Linked DNA regions of Homo sapiens: region 1 is linked to region 2. Evidence: chromatin loops called from intact Hi-C (ENCODE). Cell type or tissue: sigmoid colon. All regions are shown on one strand. Each heading gives the region's core, and the rest is flanking DNA. Links, peaks and the distances in the headings are about the cores only. Region 1 overlaps LOC105371814 (a long non-coding RNA gene). Region 2 overlaps LINC02086 (long intergenic non-protein coding RNA 2086).

Region 1 (8,000 bases), core at 1-8,000, 210 kb after region 2:
TTAAGACTCTTTTTCTTGCAGCAGTGGTTTAAACAGAGGAACAAACAGGAAGATCTTGTCGCCTTTGAGGGGCTGTGGTTGGGCCCCTCAAAGTGACTTTGGAGGTTCTACGCCACTCATGGTCACCCAGTCCCCCAGTTAATCCCAAGTGGGAGCTCCCAAGCAATTGCTGTGCCTGACAGAATGTGCCAGGTACTTGATATGAGGTTTGTCAAATGCCCAGATCCCAGTGATTGCAGTCACCCTGCCCTCTCCCGTTTTCTGCAGACCGAGACGCGGGCACCCAGCACCGCACCTGGGCCCACTTCATCCAGATCATGAAGGTGGAGGAGACTGCAGCCAGCAAGTGCAACTGGCCAGCAGTCACACAGCTCCATGACTCCAAGGTTGAGTTCCTGCTGCCTCACTGGGTCCTCTGTGGCCAGCAACAAGCCACGTGTCACCACCAAGAGGCCCGACATCTTACAGGTGAAGGGCCCTCTCACCCTGGGTGTGACCAAATAAACTCCTCAAGAACACCAAACCAAACAAAACAGGACGTGATGCTCTGACCAGAACTCTGTGCCAAACAAGAGGGAGGCCTGACCCAGCCATTCAGAGAATCAGGCATATCCAGGACCAGGATCTCAGACACTGAGACACAGTACCTGCCTCTCAGGTGGTCTCAGCTGAAGACATTAGTGCTGAGATGATGAGGCCAGGGTGGGTGGGGAACTTTCAGGTGGGAGTACAGGTGAGACAAGGGAGCAGAGCATGCTAAGAGGAGCCAGGAGAGCTTCCAGAACACCTGTGGCTCTCCTATCTCCCTAACAATTCCTGCTTCACTCGAGTTTCCTTCCTGGACAGGAATCCTGTCTTCACCATCAACTGGCTGCGAGACCTTGAGAAAGTCACTTAATGATGCACTGGCTGGGTGAGGTGACTCACGCCTGTAATCCCAGCACTTTGGGAGGCCAAGGCAGGAGGACCACTTGAGCCCAGGGCTTTGGGGCTGCAGTAAACTATGATTATGCCATTACACTCCAGCCTGGGCAACAACAGAGAGAGACCCTGTCTTTAAAAAAAAAAAAAAATGCTGGGTACAGTGGCTCATGCCTGTAATCCAAGCTCTTTGGAAGGCCGAGGCAGGCAGATCACCTGAGGTCAGGAGTTCGAGACCAGCCTGGCCAACATGGTGAAACCCCATCTCTACTAAAAATACAAAAATTAGCTGGGTGTGGTGGCACATGCCTGTAATCCCAGCTATTCAGGAGGCTGAGGCAGGATAATCGCTTGAACCCGGGAGGCGGAGGTTGCAGTGACCAGAGATCGCGCCATTGCACTCCAGCCTGGGCGACAGAGAGTGAGACTCCATCTCAAAAAAAAAAAAAAAAAAAAAAAGAGTAATGGAAAGCCCATCCTTAAGCTTTTGTAGGATACATGGTGGCCCAGCCAAAGACTGGATTTAATAGCCCTCCTTGCAACTAGTTGTGGCCATGAAACTAAGTTCTGGCCAATGGAAGGTGAGCAGTAGGGAGCTGTGCAACTTCTAGATCCCATGCTTAGAAGGAAGAAAGTTGCTTGCTCTTCATTTTTCTCCTTCCTGCTGATTGAGAAGTGGTAACACCTGGTGTAGCCACCTTAGCCACAGAGATGGAAGCCACATGTTGAGGATGGCAGAGTCACTCTGAAAACCCCGGGCTGCTCACCTCTTACTGCTACATGAAAAATAAATGATCTTCTTTCGGATCTATCTTACCTAAGCCCCTGGATTCTGGTGCCTCTTTGTTATAGCAGATTACCATGTACCTTTAATTAATGCAGCATGTTTTTTAAAAATAATCCTTTCCTGTTAGAAAAGTGGGCAAAAGGCATTAGGTGATGGTTTACTCACACAAAAAAGGGCTACAAATGGCCTTTACATATGTGAAAATATGCTGAACTTCACTTAGAAGAGAAATGCAAGTTAAAACCACACTATGAGACTATTTTACATTAATCACATTGGCAGAAATTCAAAGGCTCAACCATACACTCTGTGGCAAGGCTGTGTGGGAAATAGGTATTCTCATAGTTGGCTGGTGGGAGTGCAAAATAGACCAGGCGCAGTGGCTTACGCCTGTAGTCCCAACACTTTGAGAGGCCAAAGTGGGAGGATCGCTTGAGGCCAGGAGTTCCAGGCTGCAGTGAGCTATGATTGCACCACTGCACTCTAGCCTGGGCAATAGAGAAAGACCCCAACTCTAAAAAAATAAAAAATAAAAAAAAAAAAACAGAAGAAAATAAACGTATCAGAATTGGCACTATCTTCCTCCAAGAGGGCAAAAGCTTGTCCCCTTGCTCCATGAGGGGAGTATTTCATGCTCTGGAGCTCCCCATGGGCTCAGGCTGCATCTGATCTCCAAATGAGATCAGATCCTTACTTCCCCTTTCCCCGTTTCCCCCGCTTCCCTTATGTCCTGCTCCGGAGAACAGTCTGTCCATCAATCACTTGCACAAGCATCCCGGTTTCAGGCTATGCTCTAGTGAACCCAGCCTAAGATACATGACGCTTACTAACCAGTCAGTAGCAAGGAAACGGAATGGCCAGCACTCGCTTCAGGCTCTGCCTCTGTGTGAGTTGCTGACACACAGAACATCGCAGAGGAGGAACACCGGGCCCAAACCGGTGAGTGATTAAGAAGAAGAAAACATGGTTCTTGGTAAGGCAATCAAACTAACAGAGGTGCTCTGGAAAGTCACACTCTTGGGGGAAGAAAAGAAGTAACCCTTGACCAGGCGCATGGGCTCACCCCTGTAATCCCAGCACTTTGGGAGGCCGAGGCAGGCGGATCACCTGAGGTCAGAAGTTCGAGACCAGCCTGGCCAACATGGTGAAACCCTGTCTCTACTAAAAATACAAAAATTAGCCGGGCGTGGTGGTGGGTGCCTGTAATCCCAGCTACTCGAGGCTGAGACAGAAGAATCGCTTGAACCAGGGAGGCGGAGGTTGCAGTGAGCTGAGATCATGCCACTGCACTCCAGCCTGGGTGACAGAGTGAGACTCCATCTCAAAAAAAAGAGAAAGAAAACTGCAAGATATTTTCTTTGTTTTTGTTTTCAGACAGGGTCTCACTCAGCTGCTCAGGCCGGAGTGCAGTGGCACGATAATAGCTCACTGCAGCCTTGATCTCCTGGGCTCAAGCGATCCTCCCACCTCAGCCTCCTGAGGCCCGGCTTTTTTTTTTTTTTTTTAAGTAGAGATGAGGTCTTGCTATGTTGCCCAATATGGTCTCAAAATCCTGAGATCAAGTGATCCTCATGCTTTGGCCTCCCGAAGTGGTAGGATTAAAGGCGTGAACTACTGCATCTGGCCAGATCTTAGCTGTTGGAATAAGGGTATTGATTCATTAATTCAATAATTTACTAATCGAGCACCTACTCCATGCCAGGTACTATCCTAAGCACAGTGAACAAAACAGGCAAAGATCCCTGCCCTCAAGGAGCTTAAATTATAGAAAGAATAAAGATGAAAAATACAGTAGTAAACATAACAAATAATGATATGGGTAAGAAGTTCATAGAGACTAGGGAAGAGACAATTGCAATCTTAAATAGGGAGATCAGGCAGGTCTCACCGAAAAGGCAAGATTTGAGCAAGACATGAAAGAAACTAGGTGCTGGGAGCGGTGGCTCACGCCTGTAATCCCGGCACTTTGGCAGGCTGAGGCGGGAGGATCACCTGATGTTGGGAGTTCGAGACCAGCCTGACCAACATGGAGAAACCCCGTCTCTACTAAAAATACAAAATTAGCTGGGCGTGGCGGGCCTGTAGTCCCAGCTCCTAGGGAGGCTGAGGCAGGAGAATCGCTTGAACCTGGGAGGCAGAGGTTGCGGTGAGCTGAGATTGCGCCACTGCATTCCAGCCTGGGAAACCAGAGCGAAACTCCATCTCAAAAAAAAAAAAGAAAAGAAAAGAAAAAGAAAAGAAAAACCCAAACCTCGGGTCTCTCCAAAGTAGCTCCCACTGAGCTCCCTCTGCTGGACAAATGTGAAATTGCTTCCCTTTTTAAAGATAATCTACCGATAGTTGTGGAATGCAACAACCATGTAAGACTAACCTTCCAAAATGGATTAGAGGCCCGGTGCGGTACTTTGGGAAGCCGAGGCGGGCGGATCACTTGAGGTCAGGAGTTCGAGACCAGCCCGGCCAACATGGTGAAACCCCGTCTCTACTAAAAATATAAAAATCAGCCAGGCGTTGTGGTGCACGCCTGTAATCTCAGCTACTCGGGAGGCTGAGGCAGGAGAATCACTTGGACCCAGGAGGCGGAGGTTGCAGTGAGCCAAGATCCAGTCACTGCACTCCAGCCTGGGTGACAGAGTGAGACACTCCCGTCTCAAAACAAATAAACAAAAAAGTGGATTAGGGGAGAAAGGCTCCCATGAGACACCTCCACCCCCATTATTCACCATCCATACCCTGGGGCTAAGGCCCTTAACTGGAGAGGAACTGGGATGGATGAAAGCACCCCCCACCCCGGGCCAGGCGCAGTGGCCTGTAATCCTGGCACCTTGGGAGGCCGAGGCCCATGGATCTCTTGAGGCCAGGAGTTAGTTCGAGACCAACATGGCAAAACCCCGTCTCTAAAAAAAAAAGAAAGAAAGAAAAGAACCCCCCCAAGCAAGCCTTGCTCTGAATCCTTACCAGGCCTGGAAATTCTCAAAGAAGACAAGCTTCCTGGTTTGAGTTTTTTAGCAGTGACTCCCGCTAAATGAAATGCTCAAGCCATCAGGTGTTTTAGGAATTGTAGCACCAGGAAGAAACAATACATAGTGCTGGCCAACCGAGGCCTGAGATTTTTTTAAAGCCAATGTTGCAGGAAGACAACCCCAGACAGACATACAAAAGATTCCCGCAATCGTAGGAAGTGGATGGCTCAAACTGCACAGTTCCCAACAGGAAACCCTACTCATTGCTTGTCTTTGGAGCATTCCTGAAGGATGCTTGTTATACAAGGGAAGTCTTCCAAACAGGTAGACCATAGGGACCAAAGAACTCACTGTCCAGGAAGTGAGTTACATAAAAACGAGGCTTGTGAACTTTGTTGGTTCTGTCATTGGCTGCTTCTATCATCTACCTGTACAGCCTTGTCCAGCAAGACACAACACAGCTCCTGGACCAATGGCCAAGTATGGTGCTTCCTTGGAGGTGTCCCTTTTCTTAATGGTAGCTATTGTGAATGTCTCTTTTTTTTTCCTCCCACTATTGCATATGAGTAGTGATTAATAGTAGGTATTGCCAATCAATTAAAATTGGGAAATTGTAATGGTCAGTAATATATAAGGAAATATACCTTAAAATTGATACTACATATGTGTGTATATTTAGGAATATTTTGTGTTCGAAAAATTCAATGAACCAATAAAATTAGATTAACATGTCTTGGTCACTAAAATGCTGGCAGGTGCAAAACTGATTATAGAAATAAATTGGGAGGCCAGGCGCGGTGGCTCATGCCTGTAATCCCAGCACTTTGGGAGGCCAAGGCAGGTGGATCACGAGGTCAGGAGTTCAAGACCAGCCTGGCCAAGATGGTGAAACCCCATCTCTACTAAAAATACGAAAATTAGCCAGGCATGGTGGCAGACACCTGTAATCCCAGCTACTCGGGAGGCTGAGGCAGCAGAACTGGAATTGCTTGAACCCGGGAGGTGGAGGTTGCAGTGAGCTGAGGTTGCACCATTGCACTCCAGCCTGGGCGACAGAGCAAGACTCCATCTCAAAAAAAAAAAAAAAGAAAGAAAGAAAAGAAATAGATTGGGCTGGCCGGGAGCGGTGGCTCATGCCTGTAATCCCAGCACTTTGGGAGGCTGAGGCAGGCGGATCACGAGGTCAAGAGATGAAGACCATACTGGCCAACATGGTGAAACCCCGTCTCTACTAAAAATACAAAAATTAGCTGGGCATGGTGGCGCATGCCTGTAGTTCCAGCTACTCGGGAGGCTGAGGCAGGAGAATCGCTTGAACCCAGGAGGCAGAGGTTGCAGTGAGCAGAGATCGCACCCTTGCACACTAGCCTGGCAACAGAGTGAGACTCCATCTCAAAAAAAAGAAAGAAAAGAAAAGAAAAAAGAAAAAGAAAGAAAGAAAATAAAAGAAATAGATTGGGCTGGGTGCAGTAGCTCACACCTATAATTTCAGCACTTTGGGAGGCCAAGGCAGGAGAATTGCTTGATCCTAGGAGTAGTGAGACCAGCCTGGGCAAGATAGTGAGACTCAGTCTCTACCAAAAAATTAACAAACTGGGTGTGATGGTGTATGCCTGTGGTCCCAGTTACTCAGGAGGCTGAGGTGGGAGGAATGCCTGAGCCTGGAAGGTCAAGGCTGCAGTGACCCATGATTGTGCCACTGCACTCCTGCCTGGTTGAAGGAGCAAAATCCTGTCTCAAAAAAAAAAAAAAAAAAAAGGCTGTACCATTTGACTGTTTTTTTTTTTGAGACGGAGTTTTGCACTGTCACTAGGGCTGGTGTGCAGTGACACAATCTCAGCTCACTGCAACCTCTGCCTCCCGGGTTCAAGCAATTCTCCTGCCTCAGTCTCCCGGGTAGCTAGGATTACAGGTGCCTGCCACCACGCCCGGCTAATTTTTAAATATTTTTAGTAGAGACAGAGTTTCACTATGTTGGCAAGGTTGGTCTCAAACTCCTGACCTCATGATCCACCTGCCTTGGCCTCCCAAAGTGCTGGGATTACAGGCGTGAGCCACCACGCCCAGCCCATTTGACTTTTTTTTAAAGACAGGGTCTCGCTCTGTTGTCCAGGCTTCAGTGCAATGGCAAAATCATAGTTCACTGCACCGTCAAACTCCTGGGCTCAAGCAATCCACCCACCTCAGCCTACCAAATAGCTGGGACTGCAGGCCTGTACCACCACGCCCCACTAATTTTTTGTAGAGATGGGGTCTCACTATGTTACCCAGGCTGGTCTCAAACTCCTAACCTCAAGCAATCCTCCCACCTAGGCCTCCCAAAGTACTGGGATTACAGGTGTGAGTCATTGTGCTGGCCTCACATTTTTTAATTTTTTAAATCAGAAGAGAGGGAGAAGGAACTTGGAAGTTAGTGCAAAGATAATGACTGAGAACCATAGACTGAAGGTCTAAGTTGTTGAAAAAATGGAATGCAGGCTGGGCACGGTGGCTCACGCCTGTAATCCCAGCACTTTGGGAGGCCGAGGCGTGTGGATCACGAGGTCAGGAGATCAAGACCATCCTGGCCAACACGGTGAAACCCATCTCTACTAAAAATACAAAAAAAAAAAAAAATTAGCTGGACATGGTGGCAGGCGCCTGTAGTCCCAGCTACTCGGGAGGCTGAGGCAGGAGAATGGCGTGAACCCAGGAGGTGGAGCTTGCAGTGAGCCGAGATCGCGCCACTGCACTCTAGCCTGGGCAACAGAGCAAGACTCCGTCTCAAAAAAAAATTATTTATCTATCTACCTATCTATCTATCTATCTATCTATCTATCTATCTATCTATCTATCTATAAATTAGCTGGGCGTGGTAGTGGGTGCCTGTAATCCCAGCTACTGGGGAAGCTGAGGCAGGAGAATCGCTTGAACCCAGGAGGTGGAGGTTGCAGGGAACTGAGACTGCGCCACTGCACTCCAGCCTAGTGACAGAGCAAGACTCTGTCTCAAAAAAAAAAAAAAAAAAAATTAGGCAGGCGTGGTGGCAGGCACCTGTAATACCAGCTACTTGGGAGGCTGAGGTAGGCGAACTGCTTGAACCCAGGAGGCGGAGGTTGCAGTGAGCCGAGATTGCGCCATTGCACTCCAGCCTGGCAACAAGAGCAAAACTCCATCTCAAACAAAAAAGAGAGGCCGGGTGCAGTGGCTCAAGCCTGTAACACCAGCTCTTTGGGAGGCCGAGGCGGGCAGATCACGAGGTCAGGAGATCAAGACCATCCTGGCTAACACGGTGAAACCCCGTCTCTACTAAAAATACAAAAAAAATTAGCCGGGCGTGGTGGCGGGCG
Region 2 (16,827 bases), core at 8,828-16,827:
AAATTTGCAAAGGAGGAACATGTTGCTTCAGAACCCCCAGAGTTCTAAAAGATACTGGGCTTTTAGCATTGTGGGTGCTAAGAGGGTCAATAGAGATTTCTTGACAATGTCAGAAATGTCAAGGATAAACAGCTCTCAATTTACTAAGTAATACCCAGAAATTTTACTGAGGTATACTTGTGCTTGTACCTTGTACTTTGTGTGGAAGAAATGACCCATCCTTTTTCATGAGCTGCCTTTTGAATGTTTGTATGCGTTAAATTAGTGTATCAAATGAATTTCCACTGCACCCAACTACTTCAGGAGGCTGAGAGGGGAGGATCGTTTGAGCCCAGGAGTTTGAGGCTGCAGTGTGCTATGACTGTACTTGTGAATAGCTACTGCACTCCAGCCTGGGCAACATCATAAGATCCTGTCTTTTTATTTTTATTATTTATTTATTTATTTATTTTTTTTTTTCGAGACAGAGTCTCACACTGTTGCCCAGGCTGGAGTGCAGTGGCGTGATCTCGGATCACTGCAAGCTCAGCCTCCTGGGTTCATGCCATTCTCCTGCCTCAGCCTCCCGAGTAGCTGGGACTACAGGCACCTGCCGCCACATCCGGCTATTTTTTTTGTATTTTTAGTAGAGACGGGGTTTCACCATGTTGGCCAGGATGGTCTCGATCTCTTGACCTCATGATCCACCCACCTCGGCCTCCCAAAGTGCTGGGATTACAGGCGTGAGCCACCGCGCCCGGCCTCAAGACCCTGTCTTTTTAAAAAATTAATTTCCTCTGAGAAGGATGTCATATATCTAACATCATACTTGTGTTTCTGGAGAGAGTTGGATGCAGTTAAGGTTTTTGTTTGCAAAGATCGTGTGCAATGGCAGGTCTGTTGGGGGTCCCATGGGTAGTTAGTATATTGTGTCCATGCAATGGTAAAGACAAGCTGGCTGAAACGGGAACTTAAGAGAACATATTAGCCCAAATATATGATAGCAAAGTATTTGCCAGTTGCTGATTGGAGGGAGGCAGTAATTTTAGTAGTATAGAAGCTGGCCTGTTTTTTACTCACAACACTTCTGACACTAAATGTATGGGTTTTTTCCCCTATACCAACTGATATGGTTTGACTGTGTTCCCACCCAAATCTCATCTTGAATTGTAACTCCCACAATTCCTACATGTCGTGGGAGGAACCCAGTGGGAAGTAATTGAAACATGAGGGTGGGTCTTTCCTGTGCTATTCTCATGATAGTGGATAAGTCTCACAAGATCTGATGGTTTTAAAAACGGGAGTTTCCCTGCACAAGCTCTCTTTCTCTTGCCTGCTGCCATCCATGTAAGATGTGATTTGTTCCTCCTTGCCTTCTGCCATGATCGTGAGGCCTCCCCAGCCATTTGGAATTGTAAGTCCATTATACCTCTTTTCTTCCCAGTCTCGGGTATATCTTTATCAGCAGCCTGAAAACGACCTAATACACCAACCAATTCTCCAACTCTCTGAAAACCAACTGGGTGTCCAGCAATTCAGTTTCATTCTGACACTATCTACCTGGAGTTCACATCAGTTCCCACGAGATTGCCCCATCTTTAGAGACCAGTCACAAGTCCCAGGCCTCCTGTACTTCTGACTGGCCAGTTAAAAATCGGGTGTTCTCATGACCCCCTCCTCAGTTTCCATAATTTACTGGAATAGCTCACAGAACTCGGGAAAATACTTTACTTACATTTACTGGCTTATTATAAAGGATGCAATTCAGGAACAGCCAGATGGAAGAGATGCCCAGGGAAGGGTATTGAGCGGGGGTGGAGGAGGGTACCCCCAGAGTTTCCATGCCCTGAGTGCTTCACTCTCCCGGGACCTCCACGTGTTTACAGAACCCTGTAGGGTAGAAGGGACTTATGGAGGTTTAATTACCTAGGCATGATTGATTAAATTATTGGCCATTGGTGACTGATTCAATCTCCAGCCCTCTCCCCGCCCCATAGGTCTGAGATGAGCCTGAAAGTTCCAAACTTTTAATGCCTTGGTCTTTCTGATCATCAGCCCCCATCTTGAAGCTATCTAGCACTCCCAGCTAATCATTTCATTAGCATGCAAAAGACACATATTAGCCTAAAGATTTCAAGGGTTTCAGGAGTGCCAGGAACTCTTAAGTGGAACTGCAGCATTATGATTGTGGTAATCCACCATCAGGCATCCTTCATTCATTCTAGGTTTAAGACCAGGACAATTTGGAGTGGAGAAAAACTGGGGACAATCACCCTTCTCTAAATAGGTCTTATATAATGGGTTTTGAGCTTATGGCTAGGTGCGGTGGCTCACATCTGTAATCCTAGCACTTTGGGAGGCTGAGGCATGTGGATTGCATGAGTCCAGGAGTTTGAGACCAGCCTGGAAAACATGGGAAAAAACCCATCTCTACAAACAAAAATACAAAAATTAGCCGAAACAAGTGGCGTGTGCCTGTAGTCCTAGCTACTAGGGAGGCTGAGGTGGCAGGATCACCTGAACCTGGGAAGGGGAAGCTGCAGTGAGCTGAGATTGCACCACTGCACTCCAGCCTGGGCCACAGAGTGAGACCCTGTCTCGAAAAGGTCCTAGTACATTTTATTTATTTATTTTTTATACAGAGTCACTCTCAGGATACCTAGTTTTATCTGTGTGAACAGTTTTAATAGGTTATGATAAAGGCTCAGGTTCTCATTTTGTTAAGCCAGTTGTAATTGCCAAAAACTTAATTTTGTTTTTGTTTAGTACTCACTAGGCCAGAGTACATGTCCATTGTGGAATATTTTAGGGCAACAGGCACTATGAATATGGGGAATTTAGGCAAATCAATAGTTCTTCTTCTTCTTTTCTTTTTTTTTTTTTTTTTTTTTTTTTTTTTGAGACAGAGTCTCGCTCTGTCGCCCAGGCTGGAGTGCAGTGCCATGATCTCGGCTCACTGCAACATCTGCCTCCTGGGTTCAAGCGATTCTCCTGCCTCAGCCTCCAGAGTAGCTGGGACTACAGGCGCGTGCCACCACACCTGGCTAATTTTTTTGTGTGTTATCCAGGCTGGTCTCGATCTCCTGACCTCGTGATCTGCCTGCCTCGGCATCCCAAAGAGCTTTTATTACAGGCATGAGCCACCGCGCCCAGCCTAGTTTTGTATTTTTTAGTAGAGATGGAGTTTCACCATATTGGCCAGGCTGGTCTCGAACTCCTGACCTCAGGTAATCCACCTGCCTTGGCCTCCCAAAGTGTTGGGATTATAGGCATGAGCCACCACGCCTGGCCTAAAGTTAATTTAGAACTTATGTTGTACAAGTGCAAAAGCCAACAAGACCCTCCCTTCCTTCTTTAAATATCTTTTTATTGTATAGTTTTTAGAGTAAATTTAAGATTTGCAACTGGGTTAAATCATGAACCTCTGTTAAGTTGTGTGTGTGTGTGTGTGTGTGTGTGTGTCTGGGGGGAGTTACTGGATGTACTTCAGGGGGAGGGAGCTTCTCTTCTCTGCTCATATTTACGTTTCTTCTTCTGGAGAGTCCCAAATCAGTACCCTCAGGGTTAGGGGCCACTTTCATGACAGCCATTTTCTTTTTTTTTTCTTTTTTTTTTTTTTTTGAGACGGAGTCTCGCTCTGTAGCCCAGGCTGGAGTGCAGTGGTGCGATCTCAGCTTACTGCAAGCTCCGCCTCCCGGGTTCACGCCATTCTCCTGCCTCAGCCTCCCGAGTAGGTGGGACTACAGGGGCCCGCTACGATGCCAGGCCAATTTTTTTTACTTTTAGTAGAGACGGGGTTTCACTGTGTTAGCCAGGATTATCTAGATCTCCTGACCTCGTGATCTGCCTGCCTTGGACTCCCAAAGTGCTGAGATTACAAGGCGTGAGCCACTGCACCTGGCCTTATGGCAGCCACTTTCATGGCAATTGTTATTTTATTTGATTTAGGGACTGTAGACTTAAGTTGGATTTTTATTTATTTTTTATTTTTTATTTTTTGGCAGTCTCGCTCTGTCTCCCAGGTTGGAGTGCAATGGTGTGATGTTGGCTCACTGCAGCCTCAAACTCATCAGCTCAAGTGATCCTACCACCTCATCCTCCAGAGTAGCTGGGACTATAGGCACCCAACACCACACCCAGCTGATTTTTGCATTTTTTGTAGAGATGGGGTTTTGCTGTGGTGCCCAGGCTAGTGGATTTTTTTTTTTTTTTTTGAGACAGGGTCTTACTCTGTTGCCCAGGCTGGAGTGCAGAGGCACAATCCCAGCTCAGTCCAACCTCTGCTACTAGGTTCAAGTGATTCTCACGCCTCAGCCTCCCCAGTAGCTGGGACTACACGCCCCCACCTCTGGCTAATTTTTGTATTTTTGGTAGAGATGGGGTTTTGCCATGTTGGCCAGGCTGGTCTCAAACTGCTGACCTCAAGTGATCTGCCCACCTCAGCCCCCCAAGTGTTGGGATTACAGGTACAGGCATGACTACTGCACCCAACCCCTGGATTTTTTTAATGACAAGGTCTTACTCTGTCACCCAGGCTGGAGTGCAGTGGCACAATCATGGCTCACTGCAGCCTCAAACTCCAGCAATCTTCTCACCTCAGCCCCCCAAGTAGCTGGGACTACAGGTACATGTCACCATACCTGGCTAATTTTAAAATTTTTTGTATAGATGAGGTTTTATTTGTTTGTTTGTTTTTTTGACAGAGTCACGCTCTGTTGCCAGGCTGGAGTACAGTGGCGCAATCTCAGCTCACTGCAACCTCCATCTCCCAGGTTCAAGCGATTCTCCTGCCTCAGCCTCTCGAGTAGCTGGGACTACAGGCACGCACCACCACACTCAGCTAATTTTTATGTTTTTAGTAGAGATGAGGTTTCACCATGTTGGCCAGCATGGTCTCAATCTCTTGACCTCGTGATCCGCCCGCCTCGGCCTCCCAAAGTGCTGGGATTACAGGCATGAGCCACCATGCCCGGCCTAGACGAGGTCTTACTATGTTTCCCAGGCTGATCTTGAACTCCTAGACTCCAGCAATTCTCCCACCTCAGCCTCCCAAAGCATTAAGATTACAGGCATGAACCACTGCACCCAGCCTTGAGTTGGATTTGAATGAATCCCTTGACAGTTTGATAAGGTGCAGCACTTAATCAAACCCAGCTTCTTTCTGGGTCTGTTTTATAGTTATCTGGTAGGGTGATGGTGGTGTCCTCTGACCCTTTAAGAGAGATGGAGTAAGGCATTCTGGCCTAGTTTTTATAAGGGTTCATGGCATGGAGTGCTATTGAGTGTTTTTATCTTTAATCCTGGTGACTGCGCTTCCTCACCGGAGCAACCACCAGATGGCCCTGTATGTTGCACAGAGTATCAGCCTTTCTCCTGCACACTCTATAGAACATAGGCTAATGCCTGGTTGGGACATACAACCAACAGTCACAAAATAATAAGTGTCATGCCCTTGAGCCTAGGATCGGCGATGGTTTATGCCAGAATCAAGACATACAATTCAATCTAAGATGCACAGATAGGTCCAGACGGGGCTCACATTTTAGGGCCACTTTAAGGACATCCTCAATTTCATATTTCTGTCTCAAAATGCCAATTATAGAAACTTTCAATTCAGGTCAGTTACATCTGTAACAGAGATTTAGTAGTCCTCAGCAAATGTGGAACAAAGCAGCACAGCTCGAAGTGTAAGCTTGCCAATAGGCAGCAGAATCAATAGCAAGCCAAAGTGAGAGGAGAGAGACCCCTGATGGTGGGTGGCTATCATCTAAGGTACGCTGTTCCCTGTGCCAGTTGTCTTGTGATTGCCCCACAGAGGAAGGGATCAAATCTCTACCCCAGATTTGGTTTAGACATCAAGATTGGTGATGCCACATACACACATACAGAGGGTTTGAAAAAGCTTATTACTCGTGTAATGAGGTTTTCTGTGCAGAACAGGGCAGGCTCTTAAGAAGGCCTAAAAACAGCTTGAGAACAAGGAGATGCAAGTGGCCCTGGGTTTTACTGTTAGGGAGTAAAGCTGGGGTGAGAGTTCTGATGCACAGGCCAGGGTTTTGTGGTTTGAATTTCCCTACTGGTGCAAGGGAGGAGAGTACCCTGGCATTAAGGGAGGAGAGTACCCTGGCATTATTATTCTTATCATTATTATTATTTTGGAGACAGAGTCTCACCCTGCTGCCCAGGCTGGAGTGCAGTGGTGCAATCTCGGTTCATTGCAACCTCTGCCTCCCAAATTCAAGCAATTCTCGTGCCTCAGCCTCCCAAGTTGCTGGGATTACTGGCATGCGCCACCATGCCCAGCTAATTTTGTATTTTCAGTAGAGATAGGGTTTTGCCATGTTGGCCAAGCTGGTCTCAAACTCCAGGCCTCAAGTGATCCGTCAACCTTGGCCTCCCAAAGTGCTGGGATTATAGGCGTGAGCCACCACGCCCAGCTTCTGCCTTTATTATTGGCTTGCCCAGGTTTTGGATAAAAGGGAAAGGAGGAGTGGGGGTGGGGGCTTGAAAACTCAGCAGTTGAACATCATGGAATCAACTAATTTATTACACTGGTCAATTATTTTGTAAAACTCGTCTCAATTTGAGTTTCATGTCTCTCATGACTAAACGTAAGCATACATTTTGGCATGAAAACCACAGAAGTGATGTTTACCTGTCTCAGTTCATGACATTATGAGGTACAGGATGCTAATAGGTGTCTCATGTTCATAGTTTAAAGATGGAAAAAATTTTAAGTTAATAGTTTTTATTTTAGTACTTTAAAGATGTTATTCCATTATCTTCCGGTGTACATAGTTTGTGACAAGAAGTCCACTGTATTTGTCTTCTTTGCCCTTCTAGGTAATGTGTTCATTTTTCTCTAGGTACTCTAAGATTTTCCTTATTAATTTTTCTATTTATTTATTTATTTATTTATTTATTTATTTTTAGATGGAATCTCATTCTGTTGCCCAGGCTGGAGTGCAGTGGTGTGATCTTGGCTCACTGCAACCTCCACCTCCTGAGTTCAAGCAATTTTCCTGTCTCAGCCTCCCGAGTAGCTGGGATTACAGGCATGTGCCACCATGCTTGGGTAATTTTTGTATTTTTTTTTTAGACAGAGTTTCATTCTTGTCACCCAGATTGGAGTGCAATGGTGCAATCTCAGCTCACTGCAACCTCCACGGTTCAAGCGATTCTCCAGCCTTAGCTTCCCGAGTAGGTGGGATTATAGGCACCTGCGCCACCACGCCCGGCTAATCTGTGTATTTTTAGTAGAGAAGGGGTTTCACTATGTTGGCCAAGCTGGTCTCGAACTCCTGACCTCAAATGATCCACCCACCTCAGCCTCCCAAAGTGCTGGCATTACAGGCGTGAGCCACCTCACCCAGCCTAATTTTTGTATTTTTAATGGAGATGGGGTTTTGCCATGTTGGCCAGGCTGGTCTCAAACTCCTGACCTGATGTAATCCGCCTGCCTCGGCCTCCTACAGTGCTGAAATTAGAGGCATGGGCTACCATGCCCAGCCTATTTTATTTATTTTTACTTACTTATTTTTTTTAGACAGAGTCTCACTCTGTTGCCCAAGCTGGAGTGCAGTGCAGTGGTGCAATCTTAGCTCACTTCAACCTCCGCCTCCCAGGTTCAAGCAATTCTCCTGCCTCAGCCTCCCCAGTAGCTGGGACTGCAGGCGTGCACCACTACGCCTGACTACTTTTTGTATTTTTAGTAGAGACAAGGTTTTGCTATGTTGGCCGGGCTGCTCTGCTCTTGAATTCCTGTTCTCAAGTGATCCACCTACTTCGGCCTCCCAAAATGCTGGGATTACAGGCATGAGCCACACGCCCAGCCAACCTTTTCAATAATTTGATTATGATGTGTCTTGGTTTTGATATTATCTTATAAGACATTGGTGCTCTGTTATTTTTGTGGATTTTCTGTGCTTTATTTTCAATAGTTTTTATTGCTATATTTTCAAGTTCACCAATCTTTTCTTATGCAGTGCTTCTGCAGTGTATAATCTGCTGTTAATTCCTCCTGTGCATCTTTCATTTTTAGATCATAAACTTTTCATCTCTTGAAGTTCCATTTTGGGTCCTTTAAAAATATATTTCTTTTCTCTCTTCATCATATTTATGTTTTTCTTTATATCCTTGGGCATAATTTATGAGATTTATAATGGCTATTTTAAGGTCCTCACCTACTAATTTCATCATCTCTGAATATTGTGGTCTGTTTCTATTGCTTTAGTTATCTACTGGTTATGGGTAATTTTTTCCTATTTATTTGACTACCTGGCAATTTTTTATTGGATGCTGAATATTGTGTATTTTGGGTTGTTGGGTGCAAGACATTGTTATATTCTTTTAAAGAGTACTAGAGAAAAATACAAAAATTAGCTGGGCATGGTGGCTCATGTCTGTGGTCCCAGCTACTTGGGAAGCAGAGGTTGCAGTGAGCCGAGATCATGCCACTGCACTCCAACTTGGGCGACAGAGTGAGACTCTGTTTCAAAACAAAACAAAACAGAAAAAACAAACACTCAAACAAAAAAACAGAGTGCTGAACTTTGTCCTGGCATATAATTAGTTACTTGTGATTTGTTTTCTTCTTTTAAGTCTTGCTATTAAGTTTTGTTAGGAAAAGCCCAGGTTGGCCTCTACTCCAGAGATATTAATAATTTAGCCCCACTAAGTCTCTATCCTTCTGAAGACTCTACCCAATACCTGTGTGTTATGAGGTCTCTTTACTCTGGTTGATGGAAACACAAACTATGCCTAGCCCTGTGTAAACTCCAACACTTGTTCGGCCTCCTGCTTTCTGGTTTTACTTTTTCCAACCTTCTGGAATTTCACCCCACACCTGTGTAGATCAGTCCCCAAAGACTTGAGGGAATCTCTAATGGTCTATGAGGCTTTGTCGCTTTCTCTCTGTCTCTCCCCATGCAGCTCTTGCTTCTCCAGCACTCTCTCCCACAAATTCTAGCTGTCTTCATGTCCTTGAACTCTAAACCCTGTCTCCTAAACTCAGTGAGACCACGGGGCTCTGTTTGGGTACTCCATGTAGCACTCTCTTCACTGTCTCCACGTAGTAAGCTGGGGCTCTGGTGAGGCTGAACTTATTTTTCTTTTCTCAGAGATCTTAGTCTTGCATTGCCTGCTGTCTAATGTGTGAAAACAGTTGTTTCATATATTTTGTTTAATTTACTAATTTTGGGTGTGTGTGGTGGGGGAAGCCATCTCTACAACAGTTTATCCTTCATGTGCAGAAGTGGAAGTCCCACAGTGATCCCTTTAAAATACATGGCTAGGCCAGGTGCAGTAGCTCACGCCTGTAATCCTAACACTTTGGGAGGCCAAGGCAGGTGGATTGCTTGAGGCCAGGAGTTCCAGACCAGTCTGGGCAACATGGTGAAACCCCGTCTCTACTAAAAATACAAAAATGAGCCAGGCATGGTGGTGTGCACCTGTAGTCCTAGCTACTCCGGAGGCTGAGGCACAAGAATCACTTGAACCTAGGAAGTGGAGCTTGCAGTGAGCCGAGATCGCACCACTGCACTCTAGCCTGGGCAGCAGAGTGAGACTCTGTCTCAAAATAAATAAATAAATAAATAAATAAAATAAAATACATGGCTAAAATCCAACCATGTACTTAACATTTCAAATGAAGTACTGAAATGGCTCTATAATTCAAACTTTCAGATATATCTAGCTTTATTATTACTATATATATATTTTTTGAGACAGAGTCTAGCTCTGTTGCCCAGGCTGGAGTGCAGTGGCATGATCTTGGCTACTGCAACCTCCGCCTCCTGAGTTCAAGCAATTCTCCTGCCTTAGCCTCCCGAGTAACTGGGATTACAGGCGGGCACCACCATACCCGGCTAATTTTTCATATTTTTAGTAGGGACAGGGTTTCACCATGTTGGCCAGGCTGGTTTTGAACTTCTGACCTTAAGTAATCCACCTGTCTTGGCCTCCCAAAGTACTAGGATTACAGGCATGAGCCACCGCGCCCAGCCTAGATGTATCTAGCTTTATATTTAAAATTCACAGGCTTCACCTACTTAAGTGTATATTTAATTGGTTTGAAGATGATTTCGTCTCTGGAAGGTTTTCCCAAGAATCTTTTACCAAGCCAGGGAAGAAAGAGCTTGGGACATTGGAGGAAGAGGAAGCAGGCTAGATGTGACCAGAGCAGAGGAAGAGAGGAGAGTGGTGTAGGATGAGATTGGAGAGCCAGGTAGAACCCAGATGATGCCGGGCCTGGGATGTCAGAGTGAGAAGTTTGGATTTTATTCCAAGTGTAACGGGAGGTCACTGAAAGGTTTTAAGCAAGAGAGTGACATGATCTGATTTTAAAGATCACATTGCTGTATGAATAATGGTTTCTAGGGGGCAACGGCAGAAATAGAGACCATTTAGGAAGCTGCTGTTGTAGTCAAGGTGGACAAATAGTGACTTGAATAAAGGTTGTGACGGCAGAAGTGTTTAGGGACTAGCGGTGTTCGAGTATCTACTGTGTTTGTCAGCTCGAAACACATGACAGAGAAATAACAGATGAATAAGAGAAATAGATCCTGGCCCTGTGGGGCTTCCAGACAAATGGAGTGGTTAATTCTTTTTTTTTTTTTTTTTTTTTTTTGAGACAGAGTCTCACTCTGTCGCCCAGGCTGGAGTGCAGTGGCACGATCTCGGCTCACTGCAAGTTCCGCCTCCCGGGTTCACCATTCTCCTGCCTCAGCTTCCCCAGCAGCTGGGACTATAGGCGCCCGCCACCATGCCCAGCTAATTTTTTTTGTATTTTTGGTAGAGACGGGGTTTCACTGTGATAGCCATGATGGTCTCGATCTCCTGACCTTGTGATCTGCCTGCCTTGGCCTCCCAAAGTGCTGGGATTACAGGTGCGAGCCACTGCGCCCGGCCTGTAGTGGTTAATTCTTAATACTTTGGGGGTCACAGACTCCTTTGAGAATCTTACCTAAGCTACAGAACCTCACCACAGAAAAAAGCACATAATCACTTTTTTTATCATTTTATGAATATTTCACATTCATCATGATAATTTCACCTGGTCAAGTGGATATTAAACGATAAGTAAAGGCTCATATATGTGTGGAGAACTAGTGCATACAGAATTATGGAGAAATGATGGTGGATCAGTGGAGCAACTGGGGAGCTGCTGGGGCACAGGAGAGTGACAGGACAGGGGCTCAGCATGCCTCCAACCCAATCAGCAAAGCATCCACACTTCCACAGCACTGTGCTGGGTGGGAAAGCTTGTTCTTGCCCTGGCTGAAAGACAAGATGCAAGCGATATAGTGCTTCATCAATGTTGTAGACCGAACATTTATCTCTCTCCAAAATGTATATGTTGAAATAGAATCTCCAATGTGATGGTATTTGGAGGTGAGGCCTTTGAGAGGTAATTAGGTCATGAGCCTTCATGAATGGGATTAGAGCCTTCATAAAAGAGACTCCAGAGGGCTCCCTCACCCATCTGCCATGTGAGGATACTGAGAAGATGACCATCTACGACCCAGGAAGCAGGCTTCACCAGACACCAAATCTGCCAGCGCCTTCACCTTGTCCTTCTCAGCCTCTAGAACTCTGAGAAGTGTTTGTGGTTTAAGCTGCCCAGTCTAGGGTGCTTTTGCTATGGCAGCTCAAACTGCCTAAAGCAGTCAGTAACCTCAGGATAGGAGTGGGCTGCCAGGTGGAACCCTCCCGAAAGGTTTCTGGATGGAAGATTTGAGTCACTTAAATATATATCATGCATCATGTGTGCGTGAAGAGAGACAGAGAGAGGCGGGTGGGGCAGGAGAATATGTACTGCCTCGTTATGCATGCTCATATAGTCCTGATTTGTTATGCTGTCATGTGATACATAACAATGTTTGGGTCAACAATGAACCACATATATGGTAGTCATCCTATAAGATTATAATACCAGGCCAGGCACAGTGGCTCACGCCTGTAATCCCAGCACTTTGGGAGGCCTAGGCAGGCGGATAACCTGAGGTCAGGAGTTCAAGACCAGCCTGGTCAACGTGGAGAAACCCTGTCTCTACTAAAAATACAAAAATTAGCTGGGCTTGGTAGCGTGCGCCTGTCATCCCAGCTACTCGGGAGGCTGAGGCAAGAGAATCACTTGAACCCGGGAGGCGGAAGTTGCAGTGAGCCTAGACCCTGCCATTGCACTCCAGGCTGGGCAACAAGAGCAAAACTCCATCTTAAAGATAAAAAAGATTATAATACCGTATTTTCACTGTACCATTTCTATGTTTAGATACACAAACACCACTGTGTTACAGTTGCCTACAGCATTCAGTATACAGTACTCATCATGCTGGATGAGTCTGTAGCCTAGGAGCGACAGGCTACACCATATAACTTAGGTGTCTAGTGGGTTATACCATCTAGGTTTGTGTAAGTATACTCTGATGTTATCACAATGATAAAGTCGCCTAGCAATGCATTTCTCAGAATGTTTCCCTCTTGTTAAATGGCACATGAGTGTATTTCAGTTTCTTTCTTTCTTCTTTTTCTTTCTTTCTTTCCTTCTTCTTTCTCTCTCTGTTTCTTTCTTTTTCTTTTTCTTTTTTTTCATGGTCATTCTCTTTCACCCAAGCTGGAGTGCACTGGTGCAAACACGGCTTACTGAAGCCTCAACTTCCTGGGCTCAAGCAGTCCTTCCACCTCTGCCCCCCAAGTAGCTGGGACTACAGGCACACACCACCATGCCCAGCTAATTTTTTGTTGTTGTTGTTTTTGTAGGGATGGGGTTTCGCCATGTTGCCCAGGCTGGTCTTGAGCTCTTGAGCTCAAGCAATCTGCCCACCTTGGCCTCCTCCCAAAGTACCGGGATTGCAGACATGAGCCACCTCGCCCGGCTATTTCAATTTCTATAGTGCTAGTAAAAATCCACTAAATTGTTTATCCAACTCATCAATAAGTTCAACCCACAGTTTGAAAACCCTAGTCTAGATTTTTTTCTTTCTATTCCCTTCAGTATGAACATGAGAAAGGCTCATCATCATTCCATATTTGATATTTTGACATAAATCTGCTGGATTTAGTTAAATTACAGTTCTCCCAAATAATCAGGAGAAATTTGACTAGAACTATCTTGGTATTGCCCATGGTTGTTGCTTCTCTTTGACAGTAAACCAAAAAATTAAGCGCATGGTTATGGAGTCTGACCGCTTGAGCTGGCTGCCCCACCTGCCTCAGTTTCTTTATCAATATCTGGGACATCATCATCTTAATAGTAACTGCCTCTGGGTAAGCCATGTAAGACAAATTAACACAAGGCCTGGCACATAGTAAGTGCTCAAAAGATGTTGGCAACTATTTTTATTTATTTATTTATTTATTTATTTATTTATTTATTTAACTATGTATTTAGTGACGGAGTCTTGCTCTGTCGCCCAGGCTGGAGTGCAGTGGCTCACTGCAAGCTCCGCCTCCCTGGTTCACGCCATTCTCCTGACTCAGCCTCCCGAGTAGCTGGGACTACAGGCGCCTGCCACCACTCCCGGCTAATTTTTTGTATTTTTAGTAGAGATGGGGTTTCACCGTGTTAGCCAGGTTGGTCTCGATCTCCTGACCTCGTGATCCGCCCGCCTCGGCCTCCCACAGTGCTGGGATTACAGGCGTGAGCCACCGCGCCCGACCTATTTATTATTTTTTAAACTGTCAATGTTGTTGTCTTACAGCGGAGACCTGAAAGCAGCTTAGCCATGAGCAGCGCTCAAATAAGGAAAGAAATTCTTTGCAATAAATAGGGATCTTTGAAAGGTTTTACGTTGGACCCGCCTTACCGTGGACAGACACTAGAGGGTGCTCCTCGCTCAGAAAGCCGAGTGTTTCCAGGCCCGGGACCTCTGCCAGGAAGCGCTTCGACTGCCGGTTCTGAAACTCTCTCTTTGGGTCTGGTAATTTACTGGGGAGAACTGGCTGCTGCCTTGGTTCTGAAACTAAAGGCTTTTTACGGAAGTAGGAGGAGACTGCAAGAGGCTATATGGAGCAGAAATGTGGCTCCTTCAAACTTTCACCAATTGGCGTTCTGCCGGACTGTGACTTGGAGGATTCCAGCAGTGTCTCATTCACCCATGAGCCCCAGGGTCTAGCACACATAGTGTCTGGCAGACAGTGAGCGCTTTGTAAATATTTATGGAATGGGACCAACCGATGGAGGCGTCTGAGACCTAAATAATTATAATTACAAATTGGCAAGTGCTGGCACGATGACCACAGACCATTAAGGGCGCTCCCAGAAGAGTGGGGGCTGGGGAGGATTGGCCAGAATGGCTTCCTGAAATTCAGGAGCCCTGGCACTCTCTGGGGTACACAGAAAAGATCTTCCACATCCGGCTTTTGGATATTTAAAAACAGCTTCATGCTCCATTTTTTTCATGTCCTTCCTGTGGAATGATTTCTAGGCTTTTCACTAAGTTGATCGCTCCCTGCAGACTTGTAGGAAGGCAAATAATAGGTTAGCACCTACTGGGTTCAAGCATCTCCTATGATCTCCATTATCTGATTTAATTGTGTCTTTATCTCATTTAATCCCCACAACAACTCTCTGAGACTAAGGCTATTATCCACATTCTACAGATTAGAACTTGGTAAGGTTTGATAACTGGCCCAAGATCACACCATTAGGGAGTGACAGGACCAGTATTTGAACCCAGATAGTCTAGCAGCAAAAGATGCTTTTAAAAATTTTCACTTAAAAGAATAACAACAACAGCAACTAACAGTATGGAGGGGGCCAGATAGTTTTCTGTGTTTTACATTTATTAACTCATTTAAGTCATTTAATTGCTATACACCTAGATGTCATCCTTTCTATTAATACATTGTTAGTACTGAAAAGTGAAGAGAATGATACAACAAACACCCATGTACTCATCACCTGGCATGAAAAAAAGGTTAATGTTAAAGTTGATATTATCCAGCCACAACAATCTTGAAAAAGAACAAAGTTGGAGAACTTGGCCCAGTGCGGTGGCTCATGCTTGTAATCCCAGCATTTTGGGAGGCCAAGGCGTGTGGATTGCTTGAGCCCAAGAGTTCAATACCAGCCTGGGCAACATGGTAAAAATACAAAAAATTTCTACAAAAAAAAAAGTTTCTACGAAAAAAATACAAAAATTAGCCTGGTGTGGTGGTGCTCGCCTGTGGTCCCAGCTACTCAGGAGGCTGAGGTGGGAGGATCACCTGAGCCCAGGGAGGTTGAGGCTGCAGTGAGCCAAGATAGCACCACTGCACTCCAGCCTAGGCAAAAGAGCAAGACCTTGTCTCAAAAAAAAAAAAAAAAAAAAGTTGGAGAACTTACACTTTCCAAGTTCAAAAGCTACAGTAATGAAAACAATGTGGTACTGGCATAAGGATCAACATGTACATCAATGGAATAGAATTGAGAGTCCAGAAATAAACCTGTATGTTTACGGTCAAGGTATCAAGACAATTAAATAAGGAAATAAGTTTTTTTCCCCACAAATAGTGCTGGGACATCTGGATAGCCACATGCAAAAGAATGAATTTGGACTCCTATCTTTTATTGTCTACAAAAATTAACTCAAAACGAATCAAAGACCTAAAGATAAGAACTAAAACTATAAAACTCTTAGAAAAAACATAGGTGTAAACCTCTATGACCTTGGATTAAGCAATGGTTTCTTACATACAACACCAAAAGCACAATCAACTGAAGAAAAAATAAATCAATTAGACTTCATCAAAATTAAAAATTTGAGTGTCAAGGCCCTATCAAAGTTAAAAGATAAATCACGGAATGGGAGAAAATTTTTGCAAATCATAGATCTGGAAAGGATCTTGTATCCAGAAGATAGAAGAGCTGTTTTTCTGTTGTTGTTGAGACAGAGTCTTGCTCTGTCATCCAGCCTAAAGTGCAGTGGCATCATCATAGCTCACTGCAGCTTCCACCTCGTGGGCTCAAGCAATCCTGTCACCTCAGTCTCCCGAGTAGCTGGGACTGTAGGTGTGCACCACCATGCCTGGATAACTAAAAAAAATTTTTTTTATAGACGAGCTCTCACTATGTTGCCCAGGATGGTCTTGAACTCTTGGCCTCAAGCGATACTCCCACCTCTGCCATCCAAAGTGTTGGGATTAGAGTGAGCCACCTCATCCAGCCTATAAGAACTCTTGTAATTTAATAATAAAAAGACAAATAACCCAATTTAAATTTGGGCAAATGACTGGAATAAGCATTTCTCCAAAGAAGATATACAAATGCCAAGAAGCACATGAAAAGATAGTCAGCATCAGCCAGGCATGGTGGCTCATGCCTATAATCCTAGCACTTTGGGAGGCCAAGGCAGGTGGATCACCTGAGGTCAAGAGTTTGAGACCAGCCTGGCCAACATGGTGGCACCTCGCCTCCACTAAAAATACAAAAATTAGCCAGGTGTGGTGGCAGATGTCTGTAATCCCAGCTACTCAGGAGGCTGAGGCAAGAGAACTGCTTGAACCTGGATGGTGGAGGTTGCAATGAGCCAAGATCGCACCACTACACTCCAGCCTGGGCAACAAGAGCAAAACTCCATATCAAAAAAAAAAAAAAAAAAAAGATACTCAGTATCATTAACCATTAGGGAAATGCAAATCAAAACTTTCAAACCCACTAGCATGGCTATAGTTTAAAAGACAATAACTAGTATTAGCAAGGATGTAGACAAATTGGAACCCTCATAAATCACTAGTGGGAATATAAATAGGTGCAGCCTCTGTGGAAAATGGTTTGGGAGGTCTTCAAAAAGTTCAATATAGAGTTACCGTAAGACCTAGAAATTCCACTGCTAGCTATATACCCAAAATAATTGAGAACATTATATA

Evidence for each region. Peaks named below come from ENCODE experiments on the same cell type or tissue, not always from the same donor. Only the 100,000 strongest peaks of a DNase experiment are listed, where the experiment ranks them.
Region 1: a loop joins it to region 2, with 8 times the contacts of the local background. A loop is called at or near these places in 95 of 110 quality-filtered maps.

Annotation. Positions count from the first base shown.
Region 1 is chr17:48,880,853-48,888,852 of GRCh38, forward strand. The region is part of intron 2 of LOC105371814 (a long non-coding RNA gene); the gene reads right to left. LOC124900395 (small nucleolar RNA SNORA68) reads left to right here; the gene lies at 1-115. Among named protein-coding and RNA genes, the nearest start is that of ATP5MC1, 7.9 kb to the right of the region's middle. In sigmoid colon, for the core only: a CTCF peak has its summit at 4,010 (motif pointing left); no DNase peak of the experiment used is centred there.
Region 2 is chr17:48,658,014-48,674,840 of GRCh38, forward strand. The region is part of intron 3 of LINC02086 (long intergenic non-protein coding RNA 2086); the gene reads left to right. Among named protein-coding and RNA genes, the nearest start is that of LINC03057, 20 kb to the left of the region's middle. In sigmoid colon, for the core only: a CTCF peak has its summit at 13,793 (motif pointing right); a DNase peak (open chromatin) is centred at 13,828; H3K4me3 peaks cover 617 bases; H3K27ac peaks cover 254 bases; H3K27me3 peaks cover 1,633 bases.